Regions from separate parts of the Homo sapiens genome. Here region 1 is linked to region 2. Evidence: read pairs that join two places in POLR2A ChIA-PET (ENCODE). Cell type or tissue: Panc1. All regions are shown on one strand. Each heading gives the region's core, and the rest is flanking DNA. Links, peaks and the distances in the headings are about the cores only. Region 1 overlaps CACNG6 (calcium voltage-gated channel auxiliary subunit gamma 6). Region 2 has its middle 9.5 kb from the start of CACNG8.

Region 1 (15,879 bases), core at 6,507-9,006, 67 kb after region 2:
GTACCCCCAAGATCTTTTTGCCCCATCTCCTAGAGAAACTGTGTTCTCCCTGCTCGGGGGCCCATGTTTTTTTACACGCCTGCCTCCTGTCCCCTTATCCTTTCTCCCTCTGTAAATACGTTTTTCTCTGTGGCTGTATGTGGGTTGCTTGGGGGTGGGATGGGAAGAGGCTCTTTGCAAACGAGGGTCCCCAGAGAAGACTGGCGGGGACCTGATGGGGTAGCTGGGGTGTGGGGTTGGGGGATGAGGTCAGGGGGTCTTGGGTGGGAGTTGGGGGCCCCTTCATTTCCCAGGTCTGGATCGATTCACTTGCCGGGAGAGACTTTTTACAACTCATCTGCAGCTCCGGGTGCGGTTGGGGGAGATAGCGAAGGGTCTGGCCTCGCTGTGATCTGATTTGGGATTAAAGGTTTGGAAATTTAACAACTTTGCTTTGGAGTCTATTTGTGATGTGATCGTGCATTCTGGGGTAAAGAAAAGTGACCCCATATTCCCTCCAGAAACATACCCTCCAGAAACACTTTTAAGCCCAGAAGTCACATGAAAACGAACCCATACACAATGGTTGAGAGTGTGGAAAACACAATATATTTTTTATTTTTATTTTTATTTTGAGACGGAGTCTTGCTCTGTCTCCCAGGCTGGAGTGTAGTGCTGCAATCTTGGCTCACCGCAACCTCCGCCTCCTGGGCTCAAGTGATTCTCCTGCCTCAGCCTCGCAAGTAGCTGCGTTTACAGGCACGAGCCACCATGCCCAGCTAATTTTTGTATTTTTTTTTTTTTTTTAGAAGAGACGGGGTTTTACCATGTTAACCAGGCTGGTCTCGAACTCCTGATCTCAAGTGATCCACCTGTCTCAGCCTCCCAAAGTGCTGGGATTACAGGCGTGAGCCACCGTACCCCACCCAGATTTCCCCTTTACACATGACTCCTGTCATACGTGATTAGGATTTACCCCCAATGACCTTATTTTAACTTGATTATCTCTGTAAAGACCGTATCTCCAAATGAGGTCACATTCTTAGGTACTGGGGGTTAGGGTCCAACATATATATATATATATACATTTTGTAGGGGAGAACATTCAACCATTAACAGTGTATATATTCTAAATTGTGTTTTCTGGTCGGGTGTGGCGGCTCACGCCTGTAATCCCAGCACTTTGGGATGCCAAGGCGGGTGGATCACCTGAGGTCAGGAGTTCAAGACCAGCCTGGCCAACACGGTGAACCCCCGTCTCTACTAAAAATACAAAAATTAGCTGGGTGTGGTGGCAGGCACCTGTAATCCCAGCTACTCGGGAGGCTGAGTCAGGAGAATTGCTTGAACCTGGGAGTTGGAGGTTGCAGTGAGCCGGGATCTCGCCACTGCACTCCAGCCTGGGTGACAGAGCAAGACTCCGTCTCAAAAAAAAAAAAAAAAAAAAAAAAAATCAAAAAGGTGGGGGGAAGGGGGATTGGTTCAGGAAAGCCTTCCGAAGAAGATGACGAACTTGAGTCTTCAAGGTGAGTAAGAATCAGAGAAAGTGGAGAACGTCACGGGCGTTCCAGCTGGGTGGGAGAGCCTGGACAGAAACAAGAGGAAAAACATGATGAACCTGTGAGTGAGGAAATGTGAACGCTGGTGTTCAGAGTGAGACACAGGAAACGTGAGAGGGTTGGGGTGGGCTGTCTTATGAACAAGGTGGAGAGACTCAGATGCTCAACAGAACAGCTTGGCCTTTACCCTGAGGGTACTGAGGAGCCATGGGAGCTTGCTGAGCAGAGACACACTGGCATCAGGTCAAGGGGTTGAAACAAGGTTTCTTATTCTTGAAGTCACTAAATTGCAGACCCGGAAGACAGACTAGTGGTTGCCAGGTGTTAAGAAAAGGGTGAGTCTTGGCCCCACGCGACGGCTCATGCCTGTAACTCCAGCACCTTGGGAGGTCGAGGCGGGTGGATCACCTGAGGTCAGGAGTTCGAGATCTGCCTGGCCAACATGGTGAAACCCTGTCTCTACTAAAAACAAACAAACAAACAAAACAAATCAACAACAACAAAACATACAAAAATTAGCTGGGTGTGGTGGCTCACATCTGTAATCCCAGCACCTTCGGAAATGCCTGTTCTAATTTAGGTCCATGGGCACAGGCCCTAGGGTAGAGCCCTTGCCAGAGACCCTGCCCTTCTCTACCCAGCAGTTCTCTGCCCCCCTCCCATATCAAAATGCTTTTTCTGCATCTATTGAGATGATCATGTGATTTTATTTTTATTTTTATTTTGCAGTCTCACTCTGTCGCCCAGGCTGGAGGGCAGTGGTGCGATCTCGGCTCACGGCAACCTCCGCCTCCCGGGTTCAAGCAATTCTTGTGCCTCAGCCACCCCAGTACCTGGGATTACAGGTGTGCGCCACCAGACCCAGCTAATTTTTGTATTTTTAGCACAGATGGGGTGTCACCACGTTGGCCTGGCTGGTCTTGAACGCCTGACCTCAAGTGATCGTCCCACCTCCGCCTCCCAAAGTGCTGGGGTTACAGGCGTGAGCCACCGCGCCCAGCTGACCATGCGATTTTTGTTTCTAATTCTGCATTCTTCCATTCAACAAGCAGAAGTGCCCCGCAGTGCCTGGGCACCTGGGAGCCAGGCTGGTGTGAAAGCCCAGCTCCCCGACCTATGGCTGGGGCAACAGCTTCACCTCTCTCTGTCTTCGTTCCTTCATCCCTAAAGACGGTGCGTGAGCTCAATCCTGTACCTACTCCCAGGAGTCACCGTCGGGAGTAAACGCCATCATGAGCCCTGCAAAGCTCCCAGGAGACCGCCTGGCACGTGGTCGCAACTCGATCTGCCTTTGCTGTTAGTTTTTCTCAAGTGGCACTTACAGAGTAAACAGGGACCCCCGACGACGAGCTGACAGCCTGCTGATGGAAACAGATACTAATCACATCACTGAAGTAATGAGCGTGCAATTATAAACCAAGTTAAGTGCTAGGAGACAAGAGAGTCCACAATTTTTTTTTTGTTGTTTGACTTTGTGCCCAGCCAGGTCAGGGAAGCCTCAAGAGACATCTGCCATGGGGGTGGCGGAGATAGTTGGTCTTGGGGGAATGGCCCTTCCTTCCTTCCTTCCTTCCTTCCTTCCTTCCTTCCTTCCTTCCTTCCTTCCTTCCTTCCTTCTTTTCTTTCTTCCTCTTTCTTTCTTTCTTCTCTCTCTCTCTCTCTTTCTTTCTTTCCTTCTTTCTTTTTCTTTTTTTTTTTTTGAGCCGAAGTCTCGCTCTGTCACCCAGGCTGGAGCTCGGTGGTGCAATCTCGGCTCACTGCAAGCTCCACCTCCCAGGTTCACGCCATTCTCCTGCCTCAGCCTCCCGAGTAGCTGGGACTACAGGCGCCCGCCACCAAGCCTGGCTAATTTTTTTGTATTTTTTTTTAGTACAGACGGGGTTTCACCTTGTTAGCCAGGATGGTCTCGATCTCCTGACCTCATGATCCACCCGCCTCAGTCTCCCAAACTGCTGGAATTACAGGCGCGAGCCACTGCGTCTGGCCTCTCTCTCTTCCTCCCTCCCTCCCTTCCTTTCTTCCTTTTTCTTTCTTTCTTTCTTTTTTCTTCTTTCTTTCTTTCTTTGTTTCTTTCTCTTTCTCTTTCTCTCTTTCTCTCTCTCTTTCTTTCTTTCTCTCTTTCTTTCTTTCTTTTCAAGATGGAGTCTCACTCTGTCCCCCAGGCTGGAGTGCAATGGCACAATCATGGCTCACTGCAGCCTCGACTTTCCAGGTTCAAGCGATTCTCGTGCTTCAGTCCCCCAAATCCCTGGGACTACAGGCACACACAGCCACAGCCAGCTAAGTTTTTGTATTTTTTGTAGAGATGGGGATCTCCCACTGTTGCCTACATTGGTCTTGCACTTCTGGTCTCAAGTGACCCACTCGCCCTGGCCTCCCAAAATGCTGGGATTACAGGCATGAGCTACCGTGCCTGGCCACTCTTCATTAAAAAAAAGATAAATAAATAGAGATGGGGTCTCACTGTGTTGCCCAGGCTGGTCTCAAACACCAAGGCTCGTATGATTCTCCTGCCTCGGCCTCCCAGGTACATGAACCACCGCACCTGGTGGGAATGGCTCTTTGTCCAGTGGGGTCATCATTCTGAAAACTCTTTCTTACCCGGGGTCAGGGCAGGGAAGGTTCAAAGCCAGAGACTCAAGAGAAAAGGGAGATGGCAATTTTCCCCCAAACCCTCCCTGACCACACTCCGAGTGGTTCCCCCACGGCCAGTTCAGGCTTCAGCTCTGGGTGGGGAGAGACTGGAGGGAGGGGAAGGCAGAGATATAACATAGATTGATCAGAAGTGGGAGAAGGAATTACAGACCTCACAAAGACAAATGACTGGAATCACATCATCCTATGAAACAATGTATTGTTGGGGCTCAGAAAACAATACCCCCGAAGTAAGGATGACGTTTGTCAGGTGGAGCATTTGAACTAAAGGAGATTAGAAGGTCTCAGAGGCGGCCGGGCCATCATCTCTACAAAAAATACAAAATAACTAGCTGGGTATGGTGGTAAGTGTCTGTAGTCCCAGTTACTGAGGAGGCTGAGGCAGGAGAATCACTTGAACCCAGGAGATGGAGTTTCAGTGAGCCGAGATCATGCCACTGCACTCCAGCCTGGGTGACAGAGTGAGACCCTGTCTCAAAATAAAATAAAATAAATAAAATAAAATAAAATAAATTAGCTGCTGCTGCTGCTGATGCACAGTGCTATGTATGAGTGTTCCAACAGTAGCTATTTTAATTAAATTAATTTTTTTGAGACAGGGTCTCTCTCTTTCACCCAGGCTGGAGTGCCGTGGCGTGATCACAGCTCACTGCAGCCTTGACCTCCCAGGCTCAAGTGATCCTCCCACCTCAGCCTGCTGAATAGCCGGAACTGCAGGTGCATGCCACCACACCAGGCCAATTTAAATTTTTTTTTTAAAGAGATGAGATTTCACCATGTTGCCCAAGCTGGTCTTGAACTCCTGAGCTCAAGCGATCTGCCCACCTCAACCTCCCGAAGTGCTGCAATTACAGACATGAGCCATCGCGTCCAGCCTATTTTAATTTTATAACCTCTCATGAAATCTCTCCTTCCTCAATTTCTCTTCTGAGGGTTCTGACTTTAGCCGGAATTGGAAAGAGGCCCAATGCTTCATGAAGGATGACAGCTGGAGAAGTACTAGAAGGTTGCCTGGCAACAGTGGTGTTAGGGCAGAAAGGAGCAAGTCCCTGGGTGGTTTCCTAGCAGAAGGAATGTGGGCAGGGCTGAGCCTAGGAAGCAAGATAGGAGATGACAAGGGTGCCCAGATCATCAACTTCTGAAGAATTTCTCATCCCTGCACCCCAGAGCCTCTGGACACAGCCCATCTCTCATCTCTCTCTCTCTCTCTCTCTCTGTCTCTCTCTTTTTCTCCCCTCCCTTCTCATCTTTTCCTCGTCTTTTTTCCCTTTCCCTCTCATCCCTCCCTCCTCCTCCTTTTACTTCTTTCTTCCTTTTCTTCTTCCTCTTCCTCCTTCTCCTATTACTATTACTACTGATAATAACAATAGCTAACATTTGTTAAATGCCTCATCTGAGAGATTTTCTTTCGGGGTGATTAAAAGTTTCTGATGCTAGGCCAGGTGCTGGGGCTCACACCTTTAATCCCAGCACTTTGGGAGGCCAAGTTAGGCAGATCGCTTGAGCTCAGGAGTTCAAGAACAGCCTGGGCAACATGGTGAAAGCCAGTTCCCTATAAAAAAAAAATACAAAAATTAGCCAGGCATGGCGGTGCATGCCTGCGGTCCCAGCTACTCGGGAGGCTGAGGTGGGAAGATCACTTGAGCCCAGAAGGTCAAGGCTGCAGTGAGCTGTGATTGCACCCTTGCAATCCAGCCTGGAAGACAGAGTGAGACCCTGTCTTGAAAAAAAAGAAAAAAAAAAAAGGCCAGGCGCGGTGGTTCACGCCTGTAATCCCAGCACTTTGGGAGGCTGAGGTGGGCAGATCATGAGGTCAGGAGATCGAGACCATCCTGGCTAACATGGTGAAACCCCGTCTCTACTTAAAAAAAGTACAAAAAATTAGCTGGGCGTGGTGATGGGCACCTGTAGTCCCAGCTGCTCGGGAGGCTGAGGCAGGAGAATGGCACGAACCCAGGAGGTGGAGGTTGCAGTGAGCCAAGATCACACCACTTCACTCCAGTCTGGGCAACAGTGCAAGACTCCGTCTCAAAAAAAAAAAAAATTTTTTTTCCTGACACTAGATAGTGGCAATGCTTGCACAACATTTTGGAGGTACTTATGTACTTAGTATCAGTAAGTATAGTACATTTTTTAAATAGTTAGAATGGTAAAATCTTGCTTTAAGTAACGGTAAGATTTTACCACAAAAATAAAGTCCAGGCATGGGTAAAGAATAGTTTACGACCACTATGAAATAAAGAGAAGTGAGCATGAGGAGGTTCTGAAATGGGTATCACTCCCTGATAAGAAGCTAGAAGGAGGCCAGGCGCGGTGGCTCACGCCTGTAGCCCCAGCACTTTGGGAGGCTGAGGTGGGCAGATCACGAGGTCAGGAGTTCAAGACCAGCCTGGCCAATATGGTGAAACCCCATCTCTGCTAAAAATACAAAAATTAGCTGGGCATGGTGGTAGGTGCCTGTAATTTCAGCTACTCGGAAGGCTGAGGCAGGAGAATCGCTTGAACCTTGGAGGCGGAGGTTGCCTCCAAGATCACGCCACTGCACTCCAGCCTGGGCAACAGAGCGAGACTCCGTCTCCAAAAAAAAAAAAAAACAAGGAAGATAGAAGGGGAGAAGGGAGTTGTTGAGCTGTTGCCTCACCCTTGAGCATGGTCTGGACAGGACACAATGTGTGGAGCTGCCCCGGGTCATGGGTGACCAGGAGGCAACAGGCCAAACATTGAAGACATGAGTGGTAAAACAGAAAGGGCTTGGTTCTTAGCAACATGCATGAGTTTTTGCACAAAATCTTCCTGTTAGGCAAGGTAACTAAATATCTTTTTTGTTTAGGTAATCAGTTCTTCAAAACTGAGCCCATGTTGATAAGTTACTCCACCAAAGGGTGGAGTACAGTAAAGAAATGAGGCTTGTGGTTACAGATGAAGCAATGTCTTTGAGAAAAGCCCTTCTTTGCCACAATCACTTTTTTTTTTTCTTTTGAGACAGGGTCTCTCTCTGTCGCCCAGGTTGGAGTGCAGTGGCGTGATCTTGGCTCACTGCAACCCCTTTCCCCCTGGTTCAAGCGATTCTCCTGCCTCAGCCTCCTGAGTAGCTGTGATTACAGGCACCCACCACCACGCCCAGCTAATTTTTGTATTTTTAGTAAAGACGGGGTTTTGCCATGTTGGCCAGGCTGGTCTTGAACTCCTGACCTCAGGTGACCCGCCCGCCTCGGCCTCCCAAAGTGCTGGATTAGGCCTATAAAAGCCATTTTAACTGCGGTGAGAGGATATATGTGTCATGTAGTTTAGCCAGGCATCGTGGTGCACACCTGTAGTCCCAGCTACTCAGGAGGCTGAGGTGGGGGGATGACTTGAGCCTGGAGGCTGCAGTGAGCCATGATCGTGTCCCTGCATTCCAGCCTGGGCAACAGACCCTGCCTCAAAAAAAATACATAAAATAAAAATTAAACTGAAATAGGGTTGCCAGATTCAATGTAGGATGCCCAGTTGATTTCAAAACTCAGATAAACAACAAATAAAATGTTTAAGTCTAAGTACAGCCCCCAAACTGCATGAGATATACTTACATTCAAAATTTTTTTGTTTATCTAAAACTTTAAATTTAACTGGGCATCCTGTATTTTAATGTCCCAAGTCTAGCAATTCTATTTTAAAAGAATCCCTCTGTCTGCTACGTTGAGAGCAGATGGTCAAGGCGGGAAATGAAGGTAGAAGCAGGGAGATGGTTTAGGACGCTATTGTGATCAGGTGAGAAGGGCTGAGTCAGACCAGAGGGTGCCAGCAAGGCTGAAGACCCACCCTGTTCCCAGCCCCGCCCCTCCTGCTGCCCTTAACTGATGTGACACAATCCTTGTGAGGTCTGTGGACAGAGCGGGGGAACTGCACGGAATCTGACAATATCAACCTAAAAATTATTCACTGCCTACTCATTTCCCGTGCAAGGACAAACAAGAGTGCTGAAATGCGAGGCTTGCAAAGCCACAAGATAGGGAGGGCTTAATCATTTGCTTGCCTGCCTTATCAGTGTTACGAAGGCATTTTCCACCTTCCACTTCCTTTTCCGTTTGGACAAAAATTCAAACTTCTAGGCCAGGCGCGGTGGCTCACCCCTATTATCCCAGCACTTTGGGAGGCCGAGGCGGGTGGATCACTTGGGGTCAGCAGTTCGAGACCAGCCTGGCCAACATGGTGAAACCCCGTCTCTATTAAAAATACAAAAATTAGCTGGGCCTGGTGGTGCATGGCTGTAATCACAGCTATCTGGAGGCTGAGGCTGGAGAATCGCTTGAACCCAGGAGGCGGGGGTTGCAGTGAGCTGAGATTATGCTACCGCACTCTAGCCTGGGCAATAGAGTGAGACTCAGTCTCAAACAAAACAAAACAAAACAAACAAAAAAAACCACACGCACACACACACACTCAAACTTCTTTTATTTTTTGAGACAGATTTTCGCTCTTGTTGCCCAGCCTGGAATGCAATGGCACGAGCTTGGCTCACTGCACCCCCCCTCTCAGGTTCAAGCGATTCTGCTGCCTCAGCCTCCCAAGTAACTGGGATTACAGGCATGCGCCACCACGCCCGGCTAACTTTGTATTTTTAGTAGAGATGAGGTTTCTCTATGTTGGTCAGGCTGGTCTCCTGCCTCGGCCTCCCAAAGTGCTGGGATGACAGGCATGAGCCACTGGGCCCAGCTACATTCAAACTTCTTTTTTTTTTTTTGAGACGGAGTCTCGCTCTGTCGCCCAAGCTGGAGTGCAGTGGTGCGATCTCAGCTCACTGCAAGCTCCGCCTCCCGGGTTCACGCCATTCTCCTGCCTCAGCCTCCCAAGTAGCTGGGACTACAGGCGTCCACCACCACACCTGGCTAATTTTTTGTATTTTTGGTAGAGACGGGGTTTCACCGTGTTAGCCAGGATGGTCTTGATTTCCTGACCTCGTGATCTGCCCCGCCTTGGCCTCCCAAAGTGCTGGGGTAACAGGCGTGAGCCACTGCACCCGGCCCCACATTCAAACTTCTTATCACAACTTGCAAAGTTCTGCATGATCCGGGCTTAGCACCTCCCTTCTCCTGCTGTGCTCTAGCCGGCTCACTTTGCCTCAGCCACGCTGGCCTGTGTCCATTCTTGGAACTAGTACTGGCCAGGCTTGCTCCTGCCCCAGGGCCTTTGCCTGCGCTGTGCCTTCTGCCTGAAGTGTCATTCTCTTTGCATTTCTCATGGCTGGATACTTACACTGTTTTTAATTCTCAGCTTCAACATATTTTCATCCAAGTCTTCCCTTACCCACTTTGCAAAGGAAAGACCCACCTCCCATACACTCATTGTGTTATAGTGCATCCCTCTTGATTTCTAGCATGTCTCTTGTTACAATCTACAGTTTGTTGTTTTTTTCTTTCAGATGGAGTCTTGCTCTGTCGCCCAGGCTGGAGTGCAGTGGTGTGACCTCAACTCACTGCAACCTCTGCCTCCCGGGTTCAAGTGATTCTCGTGCCTCAGCCTCCCAAGTAGCTGGGACTACACGCGTCCACCACCACGCCCAGCTAATTTTTGTATTTTTAGTGGAGATGGGGTTTCACCATGTTGGTCAGGCTGGTCTGGAAGTCCTGACCTCATGATCCGCCAGCCTCGGTCTCCCAAAGTGCTGGGATTGCAGGCATGAGCCGCCGCACCCAGCCAACAGTAACAGTCTTTTCAAAATGCCTGGTCCATAGTACGTGCTCGACAAATATTTGTGAAATCACTGGATACATAAGACAGTTCCAGGGAAGGGGAGTAGCTTGCTCAGAACAGGGAAGCTGCCCAGGAGTCTTTCCCCTGATTCTCAGACCACGATCCCGTGCTCAGCTCCTCGCGGATTCAAGGCTGATGAAGGCAAGGGCCACACTGTCACCCACTCTTTGAAAGCCCCAAACCAGAAGTCATTCCGGGGTGGCTGTTCAAGGTTCTTCACTGATCAGGTCTCTTGGTAACAAGTGTTGGCCTCCCACAGGTACATGTCAGCATCTCCTTCCTTTCAGAGGCTGAATGCTTGTCCATTTATGTAGATCCCACACTTTCTTTACACATTCATTCATTGATGGCACTTACATTGCTTCCATTTCTTGGTTTTTGTGAATAATGCTGTTAAGAACATCAACGTATAAATTATCTCTTCCGGCCGAGCGTGGTGGCTCACGCCTGTAATCCCAGTACTTCGGGAGGCCAAGGAGGGTGGATCACTTGGGCCCAGGAGTTCAAGACTAGCCTAGGCAACATGGTGAAACCCTGTCTCTACAAAAGTAAAATAAAATAAAATTAAAATTAAAAGTAGCTGGGCTTGGTGGTGCATGCCTGTAGTCCCAACTATTCAGGAGGCTGAAGTGAGAAGGTCGCTCGAGCCCAGGAGGTCGAGGCTGCAATAAGTAAGCCAAGATCACACTACTGTATTACTCACCAGGCAACAGAGAGAGAGACCCTGTCTCAAAAATAAATACACAGATAGGCTGGGGGCAGTGACTCATGCCTGTAATCCTTGGCTTGGGAAGCCGAGGAGGGTGGATCACCTGAGGTCAGGAGTTCAAGACCACCCGGGTCAACATGGCAAAACCCCATCTCTACTAAAAATACAAAAATTAGCTGGGCATGGTGTTAGGTGCCTGTAGTCCCAGCTACTCGGGAGACTGAGGCAGCAGAATCACTTAAACCCAGGAGGCAGAGGTTGCAGTGAGCTGAGATCGCACCACTGCATTCCAGCCTGGCTGACAGAGTGAGACTCCGTCTCAAAAAATACATACATACATACATACATATCTCTTCAAGATCCTGCTTGGAATTCTTTTGGGTATCTCCCCAGAAATGGAATTGCTGGATCCCATGGTAATTCTATTTTATGAGTTAGAACTTGATGGCCTGAATTTTTGTGGTGTCAGCTGCAGACTCACAGTGAGGGAAGCCCAGGAGGGGATGGGCTTTAAGAGGATGATGCTGCAACAGAGGGGCTTTAGTTAACACGGATGTGCTGTGTTCTTGAGCCTTCCTAAGAGAGTAGATTGTAAGTGTTCTTACCACACACACAAAAATGATAAATGTGAGGCAATGCACATGTAAATTAGCTCAATTTAGCCTTTTCACAACGTATACTATTTCAGCACATCATGTTGTACACCATAAGTACATACAATTTTTATTTGCCCTAAAAAATAAATCAGTAATGCTTAAAAAAATTAAATTTCATATTGTAGGGGGGGAAACAGTGCATGATGTTGCAATGTACTGCGTTTCATTTCCTGAAGCGTCAGCGAAAGACCAGCCCTGGGGTAGAAGACCGGAGCGGAGGGAGCGTGGCCTCCCCAGCTCCCCACTTCCTTCTCAAGCTGCAGGCTGAACTAGGGTCTCTGGAACTGGGCTAAGGCGCCCCCGTGTCTGCAGCCTCTCTGCGGGGCTTCATGGACTCCAGCAAAAGGCTTGAGGCTGGAAACGAGGGTATGAGCGTGCGGAGAGGTAGGGTGAGGTTGGGTTTCTGCAAGGAAATAATAATCACCGTGCTTAACTGATGTACTAGGCACCAGGCTGAAGGCCCCATCAGCTGGCGAGGCTGGGAGAGAAATTGACATCCCCTCTTGCTGCCCCGCCGTTGGCTGGAAACAGTCATGAGCCGCCACCTAGCGGCGAAAATGACAGCAACAACTTGGACCTAGAGCTGGGGCCACGGAACGAAAGGCGTCATCCCTTTAAATTAGGACAATTGCCCTCTCTCAGGGCAGCTTCTCTGTTCTGGTTACCTGCTGACTTACACCCAGTCACCCCAAACTTCGTGGCAAAAAACAACTGCTATTTATCCATCCATCCTTCCTTCCTTCCTTCCTTCCTTCTTTCCTTCCTTCCTTCCTTCCTTCCTTCCTTTTATGAGGCAGAGTCTCGCTCTGTCGTCCAGGCTGGAGTGCAGTGGTGCGATCTTGGCTCACTGCAGCCTCCATCTCCCGGGTTCAAGCGGGATTCCCCTGCCTCAGCCTCCCTGCTAGCTGGGATTACAGGTACGAGCCACCACGCCCAGCTAATTTTTGTATTTTTAGTAGAGACGGGGTTTCACCACGTTGGCCAGGCTGGTCTTGAATTCCTGACCTTAGGTGACCCGCCTGCCTCAGCCTCCCAAAGTGCTGGGATTACAGGTGTGAGCCACCACGCCCGGCTATAGTTTATTTATACTCGTAGATTCTAGCAGTCAAGAATTTGGACAGAGTACAGCAAGGGTGGTTTTATCTGCAGCCTCAGCTGCAAAGACTGGAATGGAGGGTGCCGGAATTATCTGGAAGATCTGGGAGCGTCTTCACTCATACGTCCGGTGTCTGGGCTGGATGACTCCACGGTTGTGCGCAGCTGGAGGACAGCTGACCCGAGTGCCCACACGTGGCCTCTCTGTGTGACTTGGGCTTCCTCACAGCATGGTGGTCTCAGGACAGGCAGACTTCCTGCATGACGTTTGGTTCAGCAAACAAGGCAGAAGGTGAATCACCTTTTATGATCTAGACTCAGAAGTTGCCTCTAGGCTGGAGTGCAGTGGTGTAATTATAGCTCACTGCAGCCTTGACCTCCTGGACTCAAGAGATCCTCCTGCCTCAGCCTCCCAAATAGTTGGAACTACAGGCATATGCCACCATGCCTGGATAATTTTTAGTTTATTTGTTAAATGTAGAGACGGTGTCTATTCTGACTCTATCAGCCGAAGCAGTCAGGGACTCACCAATATTTCAGAGCAAGGAGCTATAGACTGCACCTGTAGAAGGGAGAATGTCAGCTGGGCGCGGTGGCTCATGCCTGTAATCCCAGCACTTTGGGAGGCCGAGGCAGGTGGATTACCTGAGGTCAGGAGTTTGAGACCAGCCTGGCTAACATGGTGAAACCCCGTTTCTACTAAAAATACACACACACACACACACACACACACACACACACACACACACACACACAAAATTAGCCAGGCATGGTGGCGGGTGCCTGTAATCCCAGCTACTCTGGAGGCTGAGGCAGGAGAATTGCCTGAACCTGGGAGGTGGAGGTTGCAGTGAGCTGAGATCGTGCCATTGCACTCTAGCTTGGACAACAAGAGCGAAACTCCATCTCAAAAAAAAAAAAAAAAAAAGAAGAGAGAATGTCTAACAACTTGCAGCTGTGTTTTAAAACTGGATGTTCTCCCTGAGGACTTGAATATAAAGCTTTGTCAGTTGCTTGGTGTGGTGAAGCAATGAGAGTGTTTTTTTCGGGGGAGGAGGTGTCAGATAGATCAAGAATTTATAATTAGCATAAGAAATGTACTTCTTAACAAAGCCAGCCTGGGCAACATAGTGAGATTCCCATCTCTACAAAAAAAAAAAAAAAAAAATTAGCCCAGTGTGGTGGTGCACACCTGTGGCCCCAGCTACTTGGGAGGCTGAGGCAGGAGGATTGCTTGAGCCTGGGAGGTCAAGGCTGCAGTGAGCTATGATTGTGCCACTGCACTCCAGTCTGTGTGACAGTGCAAGACCCTGTCTCAAAAAATAAAAAGAAAAAAAAAGAAACATACTAAAAAAGGACACATATTAGCAATATGAAACAAGAACAATTTTCCATAAAGCAAGAGGCTTATGGAAATAAAAAGTATAAAAATACATGATGGTAAAAAATATATAACATTATCCTCTAACAGAATAGGCAGTAGGGTGGGTGCCGTGGCTCACGCCTGTAATCCCAGCACTTTGAGAGGCTGAGGTGGGATGATCACTTGAGACCAGGAGTTCGAGACCAGTCTGGGCAACATGGTGAGACCGTGTCTCTTTAAAAAAAAAAAAAAAAAAGGCAGAATTGATACAGCTGAAGAAAAATGAACAAGTAAGAAAATGTGGTGGAGGAACTTCTCCAGGAAGCTGATATAATTATATTAAGATCAGAAAAAATAAGAGAAAAGTCATCGTACGATATAAGGGACAGGTGTTTCTCAAAATCCAAAATCTTCTCTGCTAAGAGAATCCTGATTTTGTTTTTGTTTTTGTTTCTTGAGATGCAGTCTTGCTCTGTCGCCCAGGCTAGAGTGCAGTGGTGCAATCTCAGCTCACTGCAAACTCCACCTCCCAGATTCAAGTGATTCTCCTGCCTCAGCCTCCCCAGTAGCTGGATTACAGGTGCTCGCCACCACACCCAGCTAATTTTTGAATTTTTAGTAGAGACGGGGTTTCACCATGTTGGTCAGGCTGGTCTCAAACTCCTGACCTCGTGATTCGCCCACCTCAGCCTCCCAAAGTGCTGGGATTACAGGCCTGAGCCACCGCACCCAGCCGAGAACCCTGATTTTGTTCAGGTGTCAGTTGGCCACCCTTGTTCCTTGGAGACTTGGCCCTTTTCTAGTTTCAGGCATGAATCTTGATTAGTCTAAGGCTTAGTGACGTGCTGGTTGTGAAAGTGTGGTCCCTGAACCAGCAGCGTCAGCATCACCTGGGAGCTCGTCAGAAAGGCAAATTCTTGAGCCCCACCCCAGACCTACTGAATCAGTCAGAAACTCTGAAGGTGAGCTTTTCCTTTCTCCTCCTCTCCAACCTATGGTTTGACAAGTCCTCCAGGTGATTCTGATGCACACTGAAGTTTAAACACCTTTAGCCCAGTTAGGTAAACTCACGCCCACTGCTAGTGGTTATTTAAGGAAGGGGCTGGATGCAATTGTGTTTCTTGAGATGTGAGTGGAAATCTCGTGGGAGGCTTCCTCATGTTGGAGAGGGCCGCGTTGGAAGGGCCTTTCTATGCCCTTCGTCTGCTTTTTATCTCATCCTTTCCAAAAAATTAACTTTTTATTTATTTATTTGAGACAGAGTCTTGCTCTTGTCGCCCAGGCTGGAGTGCAGTGGCGCGATCTCGGCTCACTGCAACCTCCACCTCCTGGGTTCAAGCAATTCTCCTGCCTCAGCCTCCCGAGTAGCTGGGGCTACAGGCACCTGCTACTATGCCCAGCTAATTTTTGTATTTTCCGTAGAGACAGGGCTTCACCATGTTGGCCAGGCTGGTCTCAAACTCCTGACCTCAAGTGATCTGCCCACCTCAGCCTCCCAAAGTGCTGGCATTACAGGAGCGAGCCACCTCACCTGGCTTAACTTTTTATTTTAAAATAGTTCTGGAGGCCAGGTGTGGCAGCTCACGCCTATAATCCCAGCACTTTGGGAGTCTGAGGCAGAAGGATCTCTTGAGCCCAGGTGTTCAAGACCAGCCTGGGCAACATGGCAAAATCCCATCTCTACAAAAAAGTTTTTAAAAATTAGCATTTGCCTGTGCGTCCAGCTTCTCAGGAAGCTGAGGCGGGAGGATCACTTGAGCTTAGGAGGTCAAGGCTGCAGTGAGACACCATACTGGGATTACAGGCGTGAGACACCACTCCAGGTCTGGGTTCTCTTTTTTTTTTTTTTTTTTTTTGAGACAGAGTCTCACTCTTTCGCCCAGGCTGCAATGAAGTGGCACCATCTTGGCTCACAGCAACCTCCACCCCGCAGATTCAAGCGATTCTCCTGCCTCAGCCTCCTGAGCAGCTGGGATTACAGGCGCCCGCCACCAAGCCTGGCTAATTTTTATATTTTAGAGATGCCCAGGCTGGAGTACAGTGGTGCGATCTCAGCTCAACACAACCTCCACCTCCCGGATTCAAGTGATTCTCCTGCCTCAGCCTCCCCATTAGCTGAGATTACAGGCA
Region 2 (15,879 bases), core at 6,384-8,883:
TCATTTTCAATAATTTCACCAATTTCTGGAGGTCATGCTTGAGATTCGGGATGGCAAATCATGTTTCAGCTTCGTTGTCAAAACTAAGTGATTCGTACGGGCTGCTTGGAGCCCGGTGTTAGAAGGATTCTGAACATCTGCTCAGTGGGAAAGAGTGTTGCCATTGATTGGTGCTGTCTGCCGTGCTGCTCAATTGGTGCTGTCTGCCTTGCCTGCAGGATGGGCTGTGGTGACGCAAATGCTAGATACTTGCTAACACTATGGGGAAGTTAACAACCTAAAATCCTAAGGGTTGTGTTCTTTTAAAAAATCAAGCTAGTTCTTTTGTTTATTAAACTTTGAAAATGGAATGTAATCCCACAGTTCGAGATTGGTGAGTTTTTTGATTTGTTTTAAAGAAATGCTGTGAAAAGTTCCACCTTTATTTATCCAAAGTAAGTCAGGATGTCCTAACATTCTGAAATCCTCCTCTTCCTGAGGCATTATTAGTTTTCAATGTATAATTTCAGGAATACTCTATGCATATTCAAGCATATATGCATGTGTTTAAATCCACATACAGATGAGTATGTGGTATACATATTTTTATTTTATACATTTATCATGTAATGCACATAGTTCTGGGCCTTCCAGTTTCAAATGAGAATGCATGGGGCTCATTTAGTATGTTATATAACTCTACTGTTTTCCAAGGCTGCTTAATAACAATTGTTTGCATAAATTAATTGCGTAATTTATTGAGTGCTTACATGCCAGCCACTTTGTGTTTCAGTCCTAAGCCTTTTACATTCTGTAACCTCAGGAGGTTTAGTACTCTTAGTATCATTCTCACTTTATAAATGAGATCCTGAGACACAGAGAGGGTAATTAGCTTTCTCCTGGTCACACAGCTAGTAAGCGGTCAAGCTAAAATTTGAATCCTGGGAGTCTCTTGTGTCGACAATACTTATCCGCTAAGCTGTATACCTTTGTGTGTGTGTGTGTGTATATATACTGCCCTCCTTGGCCTCCCAAAGTGTTGGAATTACAGTTGTGGGCCACCATGCCTGGCCCTCTGTGTATATTGAAGCCACCTGGTTCCATCTATTTATCTCTCTCTCTCTCTCTCTCTATATATATATATATTTTTTTTTTTTTTTTTTTTTTTTGAGATGGAGTCTTGCTCTGTTGTCCAGGCTGGAGTGCAGTGGTGCCATCTTGACTCACTGCAACCTCTGCCTTCTGGGTTCAAGCAATTCTCCTGCCTCAGCCTCCCGAATACCTAGGACTACAGGCACACACCGCCACGCCTGGCTAATTTTTTGTATTTTAGTAGAGGCGGGGTTTCACCGTGTTGCCCAGGCTGGCTGTGAACTCCTGAGCTCAGGCAATCCACCTGCCTCGGCCTCCCAAAGTGCTGGGATTACAGGCGTGAGCTACTGTGCCCGGCTTTTTTTTTTTAAACGAATCTCGCTCTGTTGCCCAGGCTGGAGAGCAGTGGCATGATCTCGGCTCACTGAAACCTCCAAGTCCTGGGTTCAAGCGATTCTCCTGCCTCAGCCCCCAGAGTAGCTGGGATTACAGGTACACGCCACCACTCCCAGCTAATTTTGTATTTTTAGTAGAGACAGGGTTTCGCCATGTTGGCCAGGCTGGTCTCAAACTCCTGACCTCAGGTGATCTGCCCTCCTTGGCCTCCCAATGTGCTGGAATTACAGGTGTGGGCCACCATGCCTGGCCCTCTGTGTATATTGAAGCCACCTGGTTCCATCTGTTTATCAATGACCTATATCTCCCTATTGCCCTTAGAAGTAAATCTAAGCTCCTCACCTATGTCCTTTTGCCAAGAGCACAAGTCTCAACATATGCCGTCCCCACTGCTGCCTCCTGCAGACTGAAGTTGTCTTCCCTACCATTCCCAGCTCCTTGCTGTTCTGAGGGTTTCCTTCCGAGGAATCCCCTTCCATCTCTCAGCCATATGGCAAAACCTCTATCCACTCTTTTTTTCTTTCTGAGACAGGGTCTTGCTCTGTCACCCAGGCTGGAGTGCAGTGGCACAATCTTGGTTCACTGCAGCCTTGACTTCCCAGGCTCAAGCCATCCTCCCACCTCAGCCTCCCCGGTAGCTGAGACCACAGGCAAGCACCACCAGACCTGGCTATTTTTTTTTTTTTTTTTGTATTTTTGGTAGAGAAGGGGTCTCATCATGTTGCCCAGGCTGGTCTCAAACTCCTGAGCTCAAGCAATCCGCTGACCTGAGCCTCCCGAAGTGCTGAGATTGCCGGCATCAGCCACCACACCGGGTTCTGTCCACTCTTGAGATTCAACTTACATGCTCCTTCCACCAGGAAGCCTTCCCTGAGCTCCCAAGCCTGCATCAGGGTCTAGCTAAATGCTTCCACCCTACCCTATACTGCCCCCCTTAGACCACACTGGTTTACAGGACAATACCACATACCAGTGCTTTTCAAAATGTGTCCTGGGGAGCTGGAACATCCCTGAGACTCATTTAGGAAGTCCACAAGGTCAAAGGCATTTTTATCGTAATACTAAGATATTTTCCTTTTTTTCATTCTTATTCTCTCATGAGTGTATAGAGTCTGGAGGCTTCACAGGAAGTAAGAACACGACTGAACACAGAAGCAGATATGAGACTGACTTTCTTCTGTTGAGTCAAACGTTAAATCTATTTTAAAAAATATAAACCAATACCATTATATAATTTTTTAATTTTGGAAACTAGTTATTTTTATTAAAGTAAGTTGCTTATGTAAATATACAATAAGCTGATTATTTTACTTAAATACATATTTTAGATTTTCTTCTCAGTTTGAATTGCAAATATGCAAAATATCGATAGACATAGCACAAATTTGAAAAGCTCTTTGGGGTCCCCTACAATTTTCTTTTTTTTTAATTTTATTTTTAGAGACAAGATCTTGCTCTGTTGCCCAAGCTGAAGTGCAGTGGGGTTATCATAGCTCATTGCAACCTTGAACTCCCAGGTTCAAGCAATCCTCCCATCTCAGCCTCCTGAGTAGCAAATACTACAGGTGAGCACCACCATGCCCAGCTAGTATTTTAATTTTTTTTTGTAAAGATGGAGTCTCAAACTCACGGCCTCAAATGATCCTCTCACCTCGGTCTCCCGAAGTGTTGGGACTACAAGTGTGAGCCACCAGCTCTCTACAGTTAAGTGTACGGAGGGATCCTGCATTCAAAGGTTTCAATGCTAATGCTGTATGTCACAGAGTTAGTAAGATTTACCTAATTCCTCTAATGACTATGTAGTGGTCCATTGCAGAGAGGTAATTTATGTGAACAATAAACTCATTTTAATTACGAATTTATTTATTTATTTATTATTCTTAATTTTTAATTTTTTTCTATTTTAAATTTTTTTCTATTTCTATAATAAATTGATTAATTTATTTGAGACGGAGTTTCACTTTTGTCACCCAGGCTAGAGTGCAATGGCACGATCTCTGCTCACTGCAACCTCCGCCTCCCAGGTTCAAGTGATTCTCTTGTCTCAGCTTCCCAAGTAGCTGGGATTACAGGCATGTGCTACCACGCCCGGCTGATTTTTTGTATTTTTAGTAGAGATGGGGTTTCACCATGTTGGCCAGGCTGGTCTCAAACCCCTGACCTCAGGTGATCTGCCCGCTTTGGCCTCCCAAAGTGCTGGGGTTACAGGAGTGAGGCACCGTGCCTGGCCCTGAAATGTAATACTCAGTCATGATTTAAAAGTTTCAGCATCAGAGAAGGGTATAAAGAAAGTAGCTTTTGGCTGGGCATGGTGACTCACGTCTGTAATCCCAGCACTTTGGGGGGCCAAGGCGGGTGGATCACTTGAGGTAAGGAGTTTGAGACCAGCCTGGCCAACCTAGTGAAATCCCATGACATAGTCTCTACTAAAAATACAAAATTAGCCGGGCGTGGTGGCACATGCCTCTGATCCCAGCTACTTGGGAGGCTGAGGCAGGAGAATTGCTTGAACCCCGGGAGGCAGAGGTTACAGTGAGCCGAGATTCAGCCTCAGCAACAAGAGTGAAACTCCGTCTCAAAAAAAAAAAAAAAAAAAAAAAAAGAAAAAGAAAAAGAGAAGAAAAAAGAAAGTAGCTTTCTCTTCACTCTTCTCAATTCCAGCCTCATTTCCCAGAGAGAGTGACTGTTCCCACTTTCTTCCTTTAGGACAGTGGCTCTCAACTGGAAGTCATGTTGCCCCCAGGTTGCATTTGGCAATGTCCAGAGATATTTTTGTTTTTGCTTTTTTTTGTTTGTTTGTTTTTTGTTTTGAGACGGAATCTTGCTCTGTCGCCCAGGCTGGAGTTCAGTGGCTCAGTCTCGGCTCACTGCAAACTCTGCCTCCCGGGTTCACGCCATTCTCCTGCCTCAGCCTCCCGAGTAGCTGGGACTACAGGCGCCCGCCACCACGCCCGGCTAATTTTTTGTATTTTTAGTAGAGACGGGGTATCACCATGTTATCCAGGATGGTCTCGATCTCCTGACCTCGTGATCCGCCTGCCTCGGCCTCCCAGAGTGCTGGGATTACAAGCGTGAGCCACCGCGCCCGGCTGTCCAGAGATATTTTTGGATGTCACAACTCAGGGCTGGGGGGAGTGAGGTGCTACGGGAACCTAGCAAGTTCTGGAATAGACCCTGAAATGTGCAGGAAGGCCACCCATGGCAAAGAATCATCTGGTCTCCGATGTGACTGGTGCGACAGTGATTGAGAAAGCCTGTGCCAGACTTTTATCTAGAAATCAATAAATAGAAATATCTTTATGAAGATATTTCTTTTGCGGCTGGGCGCAGTGGCTTACGCCTGTAATCCCAGCACTTTGGGAGGCCAAATCAGGTGGATCATGAGGTCAGGAGTTCGAGAACAGCCTGACCAACATGGTGAAACCCTGTCTCTACTAAAAATACAAAAAAAATTAGCTGGGGGTGGTGGCGGGCACCTGTAACCCCAGCTACTCGGGAGGCTGTGGCAGAAGAATCATTTGAACCCGGGAGGCGGAGGTTGCAGTGAGCCAAGATCACGCCATTGCACTCCAGCCTGGGCAACAGGGCAAGACTCCGTCTAAAAAAAAAAAAAAAAAAAAAAAATATATATATATATATATATATATATATATATATATATATATATATATATTTCTTTTTTTCTTTTTTACCTTTATTTTTATGGACACAAATGAGTTTTTCCTAAATTGATTCATAAGCTGTGATTCTTTTTTTAATTTTTATTTTGAGACAGGGTCTTTCTCTGTCGCTTGGGCTGGATGGAGTGCAGTGGCATGACCTTGGCTCACTGCAGCCTCAACCTCCTGAGCTCAAGGCATCCTCCCACCTCAGCTTCCTGAGGAGCTAGGACTACACTCCTGGTTCATTTTTTAAGAATTATTTTTTGGCCTGGCATGGTGGCTCATCCCTGTAATCCTAGCACTTTGGGAGGCCAAGGCGGGTGGATCACCTGAGGTCAGGAGTTCAAGACCAGCCTGGCCAACATGGTGAAACCCCCATCTCTACTAAAAATACAAAAAATTAGCCGGATGTGGTGGCGGACGCCTGTAATCCCAGCTACTCAGGAAACTGAGGCAGGAGATTCACTTGAACCTGGGAGGTGGAGGTTGCAGTGAGCCAAGATCGCGCTACTGTACTCCAGCCTGGGCAATAAAAGCAAAACTCCATCTCAAAAAAATATATATATTTTTTGTAGAGTCGGGGGCCTCCCTATGTTGCCCAGGCTGGGCTCAAGCAATCCTCCCGCCTCAGCTTCCCGAAGTGCTGGGATTACAGGCATGAGCCACGGCGCTCTGCCAGCTGTGATAATCTGCAGGAGATTAGGGACCTCTTGGAGAGTCAGATAAAAGCTACGGACCCCCAGGAAAAAAATACTTATACTCACAATATTCTGTACATAATATCAGGGGCTTCAGTGACATCCCATTAGCTCTGGCAGAATGCCTTGGATGTGTGATTTCGAATCACAGTCTCAACAAGAGAGAGATCACTAACGGTATCCCTCTTCCCCTTCTACAGATGAGAGAATGAGAGAAGGAAGCTGCAGTGAGAATCAAGCTTTGGATCCGGGTTCCTTGGGGAGGCAAAGAAGAGCCGGAGTTGGAACTCCAGCCACCTGGCTCCCCAGCGTTGGAATATTTCCACTTCACCCTGAATGAGGACGTTTAAGAAACGCTGATCGACGCTTCCTGGTACAGCAGGAAGACATGCCACCACCACCCTGTTCCTCTTGAGGAAACACAAAGGCCCCAGCTGTTGTTGATGAGAAACACTCGCGCACCTGGGAAAAACCACACACTCAGGATGTGAGGCAGGGAGAAGGGTTGGATAGGGACAAGAGGTTGGAACTGGCTGCGTAGAGGGTGGAGACCCTAGAATATGTATCCACTCATTCCCTGACTCATTCATTTTCTCATTCATTCGTTCATTCATTCATTCATTTGTTCATCATCCCTGGACCCGAGGGCTCCTGTCCATCAGGGCTGAGCTGGGATCTAGGGGACACGGAAGTAAATCAGACCCGTGCCTGTCCTTGAACAGCTCCGGCACCAGTGCGGAGAAGACCGACCCACATGTCAATCACAATATAGCCTTGCTGTGGCTTTAAGGAGCCAGTGCAGGCCTGGTGGGAGCACTGATGTAGACCCTGATGGAGGCTTGGGAGGTCAGGGAAGGCTTCCTGGAGGAAGGAGCGTGTAAGTTGAATCTCAAGAGTGGATAGTGCCAGGTGCAGTGGCTCTGTAATCCCAGCATTTTGGGAGGCTGAGGTGGGCGGATCGCTTGAGCTCAGGAGTTTGAGACCAGCCTGGGCAACATGACGAGACCCCCTTCTCTACCAAAAATACAAAAAAAAAAAAAAAAAAAAAAATAGCCGGGTGTGGTGGTGCTTGCCTGTGGTCTCAGCTACTGGGGAGGAAGAAGTGGGAGGATGGCTTGAGCCTGGGAAGTCAAGGCTGCAGTGAACCAAGATTCCACCACTGCACTCCAGCCTGGGTGACAGAGCAAGACCCTGTCTCAGAAAGAAAAAAAGAGTGGATAGAGGGTTTGCCATATGGCTGAGATGGAAGGGGATTCCACGGAAGAAAACCACCCAGGAAACCCTCAGAACAGGAAGGAGCTGGGAATGGTAGGGAAGACACCTTCAGTCTGCAGGAGGCAGCAATGGGGGCGGCATACGATGAGACTTGTGCTCTTGGCAAAAGGACATAGGTGAGGAGCTTAGATTTACTCCTAAGGGCAATAGGGAGACATAGGAGAATTTTATTTTATTTTATTTTTTATTTTTTATTTTTTTGAGATGGAGTCTTGCTCTGTCGCCCAGGCTGGAGTGCAGTGGCGTGATCTTGGCTCACTGCAAGCTCCGCCTCCCGGGTTCACACAATTCTTCTGCCTCAGCCTCCCGAGTAGCTGGGACTACAGGCGCCCGCCACCTCGCCCGGCTATTTTTTTTTGAATTTTTTAGTAGAGACGGGGGTTCATCGTGTTAGCCAGGATGGTCTCGATCTCCTGACCTCGTGATCCGCCTGCCTCAGCCTCCCAAAGTGCTGGGATTACAGGCATGAGCCACCGCGCCCGGCCGAGAATTTTATGTTATTATTATTTTTTGGGAGACGGAGTCTTGCTGTTGCCCAGGCTGGAATATAGTGGCACAGTCTTGGCTCACTGCAACCTCCGCCTCCCAGGTTTAAGTGATTCTTCTGCCTTAGCCTCCCAGGGAGCTGGGATTACAGGTGTGCGGCAGCACACCTGTATTTTTAGTAGAGACAGGGTTTCACTATGTTGGCCAGGCTGGTCTCGAACCCCTGGCCTCAAGTGATCCGCCTGCCTTGGCCTCCCAAAGTGCTGGGATTACAGGCGTGAGCCACTGCGCCTGGTGAGCTCTGGGTCTCACAAGGCTGAAGTTAAGATGCCGGCTGGCTGTGTCCTCTGCTGGGGATTTGGCTAGGGAGAGAACTACTTCCAACCTCCCACAGGTTGAGCAGAATTCATTTCCTTGTAGTTGTTTGGCTGAGGTCTCTGTTTTCTAGTTAGCAGTTGCCACTCACTCTCAGGTCTTTGCCATGACAAGACAGTTTGCTTCCTCAGGGTTCTCAGCAACTCCTTTGCTTTGGTTATTTCTGACGTCTTGATCCTTTCCTAAGAGATCACCTGATTAGGCCAGGCCCACCTGGGATAATTTCTTTTCTTTTCTTTCTTTTTTTTTTTGAGACGGAGTCTCACTGTTGCCCAGGTTGGAGTGCAGTGGCGCGATCTCGGCTCACTGCAGGCTCCGCACCCCCGGGGTTCATGCCATTCTCCTGCCTCAGCCTCCCGAGTAGCTGGGACTTCAGGCACCCGCTACCTTGCCTGGCTAATTTTTTGTATTTTTAGTAGAGACGGGGTTTCACCGTGTTAGCCAGGTTGGTCTCAATCTCCTGACCTCGTGATCCGCCCACCTCAGCCTCCCAAAGTGCTGGGATTACAGACGTAAGCCACTGCGCCCAGCCGGATAATTTCTTTTTTAATGAAGTCAACTGATTAGGGACCTTAATTATATTTACAAAATCCCATACCTTGCCATATAATGTCACATAATCATGGGGACTGCATCACCTCCTAGTGACAGCTCTTGTCCACACCCAAGGGAAGGAGATTCTCTTGGGTGTGTACACCAGGCGGTGGGAATCTTGGAGGTTATTTTAAAATTCTGCCTATCACAGTTGGAAGTGAGGACCGAGGACCTTCTCAAGGGAAGGGATTAGCAAACCTATCTCTAAGTCTGCAGGCTCTAGGTCTCTGGGTCAAGCCCAGCAGAGGCCTTGGCTAATGTGAAATGAATATGTGAGCAAATGTAGAAATGAGATCTTATAAAAGTCTACAACCTGCTTCTTCTGTGACACCCCTTCTGAAGGGGCCTTCCATGAGCTGAAGGAGTGATCAGTGGGTTCAATACTCCCATCCATCTATCTTTCTTTCTTTCTTTCTTTCTTTTTTTTTTGAGACAGAGTCTCACTCTGTCGCCCAGGCTGGAGTGCAGTGGCATGATCTCAGCTCACTGCAAGCTCCACCTCCTGGGTTCACGCCATTCTCCTGCCTCAGCCTCCCGAGTAGCTGGGACTTCAGGCGCCTGCCACCACGCCCGGCTAATTTTTTTTATTTTTTATTTTTAATAGAGACGGGGTTTCACCGTGTTAGTCGGGATGGTCTCGATCTCCTGACCTCGTGATCTGCCCGCCTTGGCCTCCCAAAGTGCTGGGTTTACAGGCATGAGCCACTGCGCCCGGCTTTTTTTTTTTTTGAGACAGAGTTTCACTCTTGTTGTCCAGGCTGGAGTACAGTGGCACGATCTTGGCTCACTGCAACTTCCACCTCCCAGGTTCAAGCGATTCTCCTGCCTCAGCCTCCCAAGTAGCTGGGATTACAGGCGTGCACCACCATGCCTAGCTAATTTTTGTATTTTTAGTAGAGACGGGGTTTCACCATGTTGGCCAGCCTGGTCTCGAAATCACGACCTCAGGTGATCTGCCCGCCTCGGCCTCCCAAAGTGCTGGGATTACAGGCGTGGACCACCACACCTGGTAATACTCCCATCTTTCAAAATGAAGTGAAGAGATGCTATCTCATTCCTTAAACTCATTCTACAAGTTCACTGCCAGGTATGTGCCCAAGAGATATGAAAACATATGTCTACACAAAAATGTGCACACAAATGTTCACAGCAGCATTATTTGTAATAACCAAAATGTGGAAGAAACTCAAATGTTCATTGATACATGAATGAATAAATAAAATGTGGTATCTCCCGCTATACCATGGAATGTTATTCTGCCATAAAATGGAATGAAGCACTGGCTCATGCTACAACATGGATGAACCTTAAAGACATTACTTACTTAGCCTGAAAGCAGCCAGACACAAAGAACCATACGTTGTATGATTCAATTTCTATGAAATGTCTAGAATGGGAAAATCTATACCGACAGAAAGTACATTAGTGATTGCCTAGGGCTGGAGTGGGTGCTTAGATTGGGGGTGATGGCTAAGGAGTACACAGTATCTCCTTGGACTAATGAAAATATTCTAAAAGTGATCTGAAGTTGATGATTGCACAGCTCTGTACAATTAAAAGCCGTTGAATTGTACACTTTAAGTGGGTGAATTGCATGATATGTGAATTCGATCTCAATAAAGCTGTGAAAAAAAGAGATATACTCTTTAGTTGTTGAAATAAATCATGATGTAATCATGCATCACTTAGTGTCACAAAATTACCAATAGAAGAACTAACACTTGAGGAAGAAGGGAAGGAAAAGTGAGGGCTGCATGAATTGATTTGTTATCTATTAGAGAAAAAATATCTATAAATAATGTATAATTTTGATTCCAAAAGAAAATCATTATTTAGGGATGTCAAGGCAAGTAAGAGAAGAAATAGCTAAGAATATTAATAGACGGCCGGGTGTGGTGGCTCATGCCTGTAATCCCAGCACTTTGGGAGGCCGAGGCAGGCAGATCAAGAGGTCAGGAGATCAACACCATCCTGGCCAACATGGTGAAACCCCATCTCTACTAAAAATGTAAAAATTAGCTGGGCATGTTGCTGCATGTCTGTAATCCCAGCTACTCGGGAGGCTGAGGCACAAGAATGGCCTGAACTCGGCAGGCAGAAGTTGCAGTGAGCCGAGATTGCGCCATTGCACTCCAGCCTGGCGACAGAGTGAGACTCCGTCTCAAGTAACAAGAACAAAAGCAAAAACAAGAATGTTAATAGACTTTTCCAATAAGGAAAAGGACTTGAGGTGGAACAGGCTAAATTATTTTTATTGTAGTCCCTTGTGTACCATTTGATTTTTTTTCTTTTCTTTTTTTAAACCATGAGCCTATATTGATTGGACTAGGAAATATATTTTCATTTAAAATAAAATAAAGAGGTTTCCCCCAGTTGCTAGTTCGTATAATTTAATAGTTCTCAACAGGGGCGATTTTGTTCCCCAAGGGACATTGAGCAATGTTTGGAGACATTTTTGGTTGTCCCCAAATGCTATTTTTAGGGTGCTATTTGGAGGTGCTATTGGCATCTAGTGGATAGAGGCGAGGAGTACTGCTCAGCATTCTACAATGCACAGGACAGCCTCCACCACACAAAATTATCCAGCCCAAATGTTGAGAACGTTGAGATTGGGAAACCCTGGCTTTAAAAAATTATCTTCATAGTCGTTCTCACCAGTGCAGTTGTATCAGCACAGGCTCTGGAATTTGATGTCCTGATGAATGTCCTCCAATACAACTGACCTCTCAACCTCAGTTTTCACATCTTTAAAGTGGAGGCTGCTAACAGAACCCACTTCTTTTGAAGATGGAACCAATACCCTCAGGCTCCTTGGAGTCTGTAATATTAAATGCCCAGTTTGTTTTTATTTTTATTTTTTTCGAGACGGAGTTTCACTCTTGTTGTCCAGGCTGGAGTGCAACGGTTCGATCTCAGCTCACTGCAGCCTCCACCTCCCTGGTTCCAGTGACTCTCCTGCCTCAGCCTCCCAAGTAGCTGGGATTACAAGCATGCACCACCATGCCCGGCTAATTTTGTATTTTTAGTAGAGACGGGGTTTCACCATGTTGGTCAGGCTGGTCTCAAACTCCTGACCTCAGGTGATCCGCCCGCCTCGGCCTCCCAAATTGCTAGGGTTACAGGCATGAGACACTGCACCCAGCCTAAATGTCCAGTTTATATTGGTTATCATCATTGTTTGCTGATGTATCTCCCCCCGCATCCCCCAGCAAAAGAGCAGAAAATAATCAACTTTCCTCAAACGAATGAATTCCAGACCCCTTCCCTTGGGGGCTGTGTTTCTTAGCTTCTAAACCAGGAGTGTTGGAATGCATGTCTAAACTTTCTCCCATGGGGCGGGGTGAGAATTAAGTGAAACGACCTAAAGAAATTTCAGTAGAAATGTGAGATGCTGGGGACTGAAAGATATCGCCCCTCCAAAGGAAGGAACCAGCAGGAGCAAACACTAGGTAAATAGATTTAGGGAACACAGGTTATTCCTGTTTCTGCCAGCCCCCAGGAGGGAGCAGTAAAGGTGTGCTGGGTTAAATGACTATGAATTTCACCTATTGTTGGCCGCCCTCCACCCCCATAACCCCTATTGTCTCAGAGCCTCAGGTTACTCATGGTTAATGTAGGAACATTGGTGCCCACACGGCAAAGATTCTGTAGGACTTCTGTAAGACAGCGAAGCATGCCAACAGCCTTCAATCAGCCATGGCTACTAGTTCTTAGTTTCTGATAACATTTTTACGAGGATCGGGTCTTGAGTAAACGGCTTGCCTAGAGCCACGTGCAATCCCACTTCCCATCCGCGTTCTCACTTGGTTGGAGGCAGCTTCTGTGCCCTTTATAACCAAGAGCAACTGAGTATAGAGGAGAAGAAGTGTTTTGTCCAAGGTCACACGAAGCCTTGGGAGCATCCGTGAAATTTGGACCCAAGACCGAACTTTCAGACTCTGATCTCAGACTTTCCACCTCCGATTGTTCCACTTCCCCAACCTACTAGCTAGTTCTAGAACGGACAGATCCATGCTTCTCAAAACTGTTGCATAGACCCCTACCCAGTCCCAGACAAGTTTCTTTAAGACATATTTGCACCCAAGCTTTTGGCATTCTACTCTCCTTCCCAGCCCCAGCCCCATCTCGGGGGCATCTAACTCTACCCCTTCTTCCCCATCAGGTTTGAACTAGGGGAGGGGAGGGGGATGAGAAGAGAAAAGAAAAAATTGTTGGTGAAAGTCAAAAGGCTTGTTAACGTGGTAAGTTCAATATTGTTTTATCTGGGGTGGTGGGGGGGGAATCTTTGCCCTCGCCACTTGGAGGAGGAGCGGTGGGAAGACCCCGGGAAGTTGCGCTTTCCCTTGGATTTTGGGAAAGGGGAGCATTCCTGGGGTCCTTTTGAAAAGGCCCTCCCCTCATTTCCGGCCGCCGCTGCCAGCCTTGGCTGGGCGCCTGGATCCTGTTGCTATGACGACAGGAAGAGGCGGTGGCGGCGGCAAGCGATGCTGAAGAGAGATGGAGGCTAGTGGGGGTGGGGGTGGTGGCATTGGAATGGGGGAGGGGGCAGGGATCCGGGGCTGGGGACGCGGGAGGGGGCGGGGGCAGGGGTATCCTTCATCTCTGACCTCCTCGGGGCTTCTCAGCCTCACCCCTCTCCCGTTATTTTTTCTGGGCTTCCTTCGGGTGCATCCCCAGTCTCTGTGTCTGCCTCTGTTTCTCTGGATCTCTCTCTCTTCCTGTCTCAGTCCCTCTCCGTCTGTCTCTCTCTGGGTCTCCCTCTTTTCCTGCACTTGCCTTTCTTTCCCCAGGTACCTTCTGCCATCCAGGCCCTTCTACCCTCCATTTCTTTCATTTACTATCTTGCTCCCCCGCTCCCTCTCCGCATCTTCTTCTCTCTTTAAAGCTTCCTTCTCTCTAGCAAGACCTTGCCCCCATCCCCAATTTCTCTCCCTACCCGCTCTCCATTTCATTCCCTCTCCCCCCTCTCTCCCCCATCCTCTCAGTCTCTCTCTTTCTGTCTGTCTCTCCCCATCTGTCCCTCCTCCCTCCTCTCTGGATGACTCTCTCCCTCTCTCTTCTTTCCTTCTGTTTCCCAGATCCTGACCCCCCCCACACACACACTTACCCCAGCCCTCCCCCACCCCCTCCCCCCCAGCCCCTGCGTTTCTCTCTTTGAGTCTCTGTCCCTGTCCCCTTCTCTCTCTGGATATTTCTCTGTGTGTATCTCTCCAACTTCCTTCTGCTTCCAGCCGCTGCCTCCCCCAAATTTCTCCCTCCCCCATTTCTGTTTCGCGGTCTCTGGGTCTCTCTCTTTCCGTTTCTCCTCGTCTCTCTCTGTCTCTCTCCCTCCCTCTCTGGATCTCTCTCTTCTCCTCCGGCTTCCTTCTGCCACTCGACCCTGCCCCCCTCTTTCCCTTCCCCCATCCATCTCCTCTCCGAGGCTCCCCATCCCTCAGCAGCTCCCCTCCCCCTCCCTCCCTACTCCCTCCCTCTCGTCCTCCAGCTCCGCACTTTACCCAGCGACACGAGAACCAAATTGTCTCCTCACCTTTTTTTTTTAATATATATATCCCGACCCTCACTCCCTTGGGGCCCAGGCTCAGAGCTGCCCCCCAGCCCCAGCCTGACCTCAGCACCCCCATTCCCCATACGCCTCCTCATCTCCACTCCCCGAACCAGGTCGGACGCCTGGGTCCCTCACTGCTGGGGGAGGGGGAAGCAGCGAGAATTGGGAGCCAAAAGGTTTTTCTGGGGGGGGTGCCAACAGGGGGGGCTCGACGTCCCCTCCTCCGTGCATCGGAGAGTTGACCTATCATTAACAGAGGTGAGACAGATCTTTTTATTAATCGGAGGTGGGTGGAGGTAGAATTAATGTTCTGTGATCCCCCCCCCCGAATTCTGGAGAAAAGAGCTGGTCCCCTTCCTAAGGAGAAAGGAGAGTGACCCCCTCATATCCGGAAGCTTTAGAATTGGGGGTCCCCAGCTCTCTTCTCCCTGGCAGCTGCTGAACGATGGACTAAGAGTCCCTAAAACCAGATTGTGCCCCAAATTGACAAAATGAAAAGATCTTCGAATCTTTTTTTTTTTTTTTGGACGGAAGGAGAATTTCCCTCCTTTCCCTCCTCTTCCCTTCCCCTCTTATCCCAGGTTGTTAGGGGCCTGGGGTCACAGGCTTACCCCACTGAGAGCAGATATCTGTTAAGACAGGGTAGGTGGCCCTGCTGGTGGTGAGGGGCACCAATTCGGGGAGAAGAGGCCAAGAGATCAAGAAGAGAGGAAACTCAGCATGCGGACAGAAAAGAGAGGAAGGGGCCGGCGCCCAGGCCGGGAGGCTGGGGGTTGCCCTGTCCAGCGGGCTGCTGAACTGTGGCCTGAGGAAGGGCTGTGTGTGGGCAGACGGGAGTTGAGGTGGGGGAGGGAACACAACGTGTGGGGCACTAGGCCCAGTTGCCATGGAGACACCCCCCATAGACAACCTTTTTCCACAGCCCCTCCTCGGAGCAGCCCCAGTCTGAGGCCAGCTGATGGGGGGCAGTGGAGACGGGCAAGCAATCAGGAGGCCAAGGTCACCCTGTACTGGGACCTAGGTTCTGGTTTTTGTTTTGTTTTTTTTTAATCCCCTCTTCGTCTAAGGTTTCCAGGCTCTTAACTATAGTGGGTTTGGGGGAAGAAGTTGAAGAAGCAGTGTGGAAGCAAGTAAGGAGTACATCCCCCAGAGGACAGTTGGGGTGGGGGAGACAGGCAGGGCTGGGGGCATGGTGGTCGGGGGAGAATGTGGAAGAGAGAAATGAAGGAGCCACGGGGCAGCGGGTGCAGGCTGGGAAAGTATTCCTAATTGAAAAGAGAGTTGTAGTCTTGCGGATCACATTTTTCAGAGGGACACAGTCTACTGGGGGGGCTCTTTCTGCATGTGGAAGAAGATGAGGGGCTACAGTGTGTGTTCCTGTACAGGTGAAGTCGTAGAGGGGAGTACTGGGGGGCGTTCCCAAGAAGGGAAGCCTGTGGGGGCCTGCGGAGGGGATTTTCCGGGGCAGAGGAGAACCTGGGAGCTATAGCGGTGGAGCAAGAGGAAGTGAGTCAAGGGAATTCTATATGATGAGAGAGAAGTTGGGGAGGATGCTTCCTGGTACATTGAAGAGAGAGTGGGCTTCAAAGTGAGTTAGGGGGATCTCAAGTTGGGGGAAACAGTGTGCTGAAGATCCCGTGTGATGATGAAGGGCTACGAGGAGGGGATTTGGAGGCAGTGGGAGCTGCTGTGAGTGCAGAGGGGCGGGTGGGTGGTACAGTGTGCCCCCTGCTATGGGAGTACAGGGCAGAGATTGGAATGGTCCTGAGTGGAG

What was found. ChIA-PET counts read pairs that join two places held together with the same protein. Peaks named below come from ENCODE experiments on the same cell type or tissue, not always from the same donor. Only the 100,000 strongest peaks of a DNase experiment are listed, where the experiment ranks them.
Region 1: POLR2A ChIA-PET joins it to region 2 with 8 read pairs; 5 of 35 experiments call an interaction of 5 or more read pairs at or near these places.

The regions. Positions count from the first base shown.
Region 1 is chr19:54,012,244-54,028,122 of GRCh38, forward strand. It overlaps CACNG6 (calcium voltage-gated channel auxiliary subunit gamma 6), which reads left to right. Exons shown (of 4, transcript NM_145814.2): 4 at 1-423. Among named protein-coding and RNA genes, the nearest start is that of CACNG6, 29 kb to the left of the region's middle. RefSeq lists an enhancer at 7,912-8,206 and a silencer at 10,546-10,749. In Panc1, for the core only: no CTCF peak of the experiment used is centred there; a DNase peak (open chromatin) is centred at 8,068; H3K4me3 peaks cover 273 bases; H3K27ac peaks cover 2,500 bases.
Region 2 is chr19:53,945,465-53,961,343 of GRCh38, forward strand. No RefSeq gene overlaps it. Among named protein-coding and RNA genes, the nearest start is that of CACNG8, 9.5 kb to the right of the region's middle. RefSeq lists enhancers at 11,858-12,392, 14,603-15,503. In Panc1, for the core only: no CTCF peak of the experiment used is centred there; no DNase peak of the experiment used is centred there.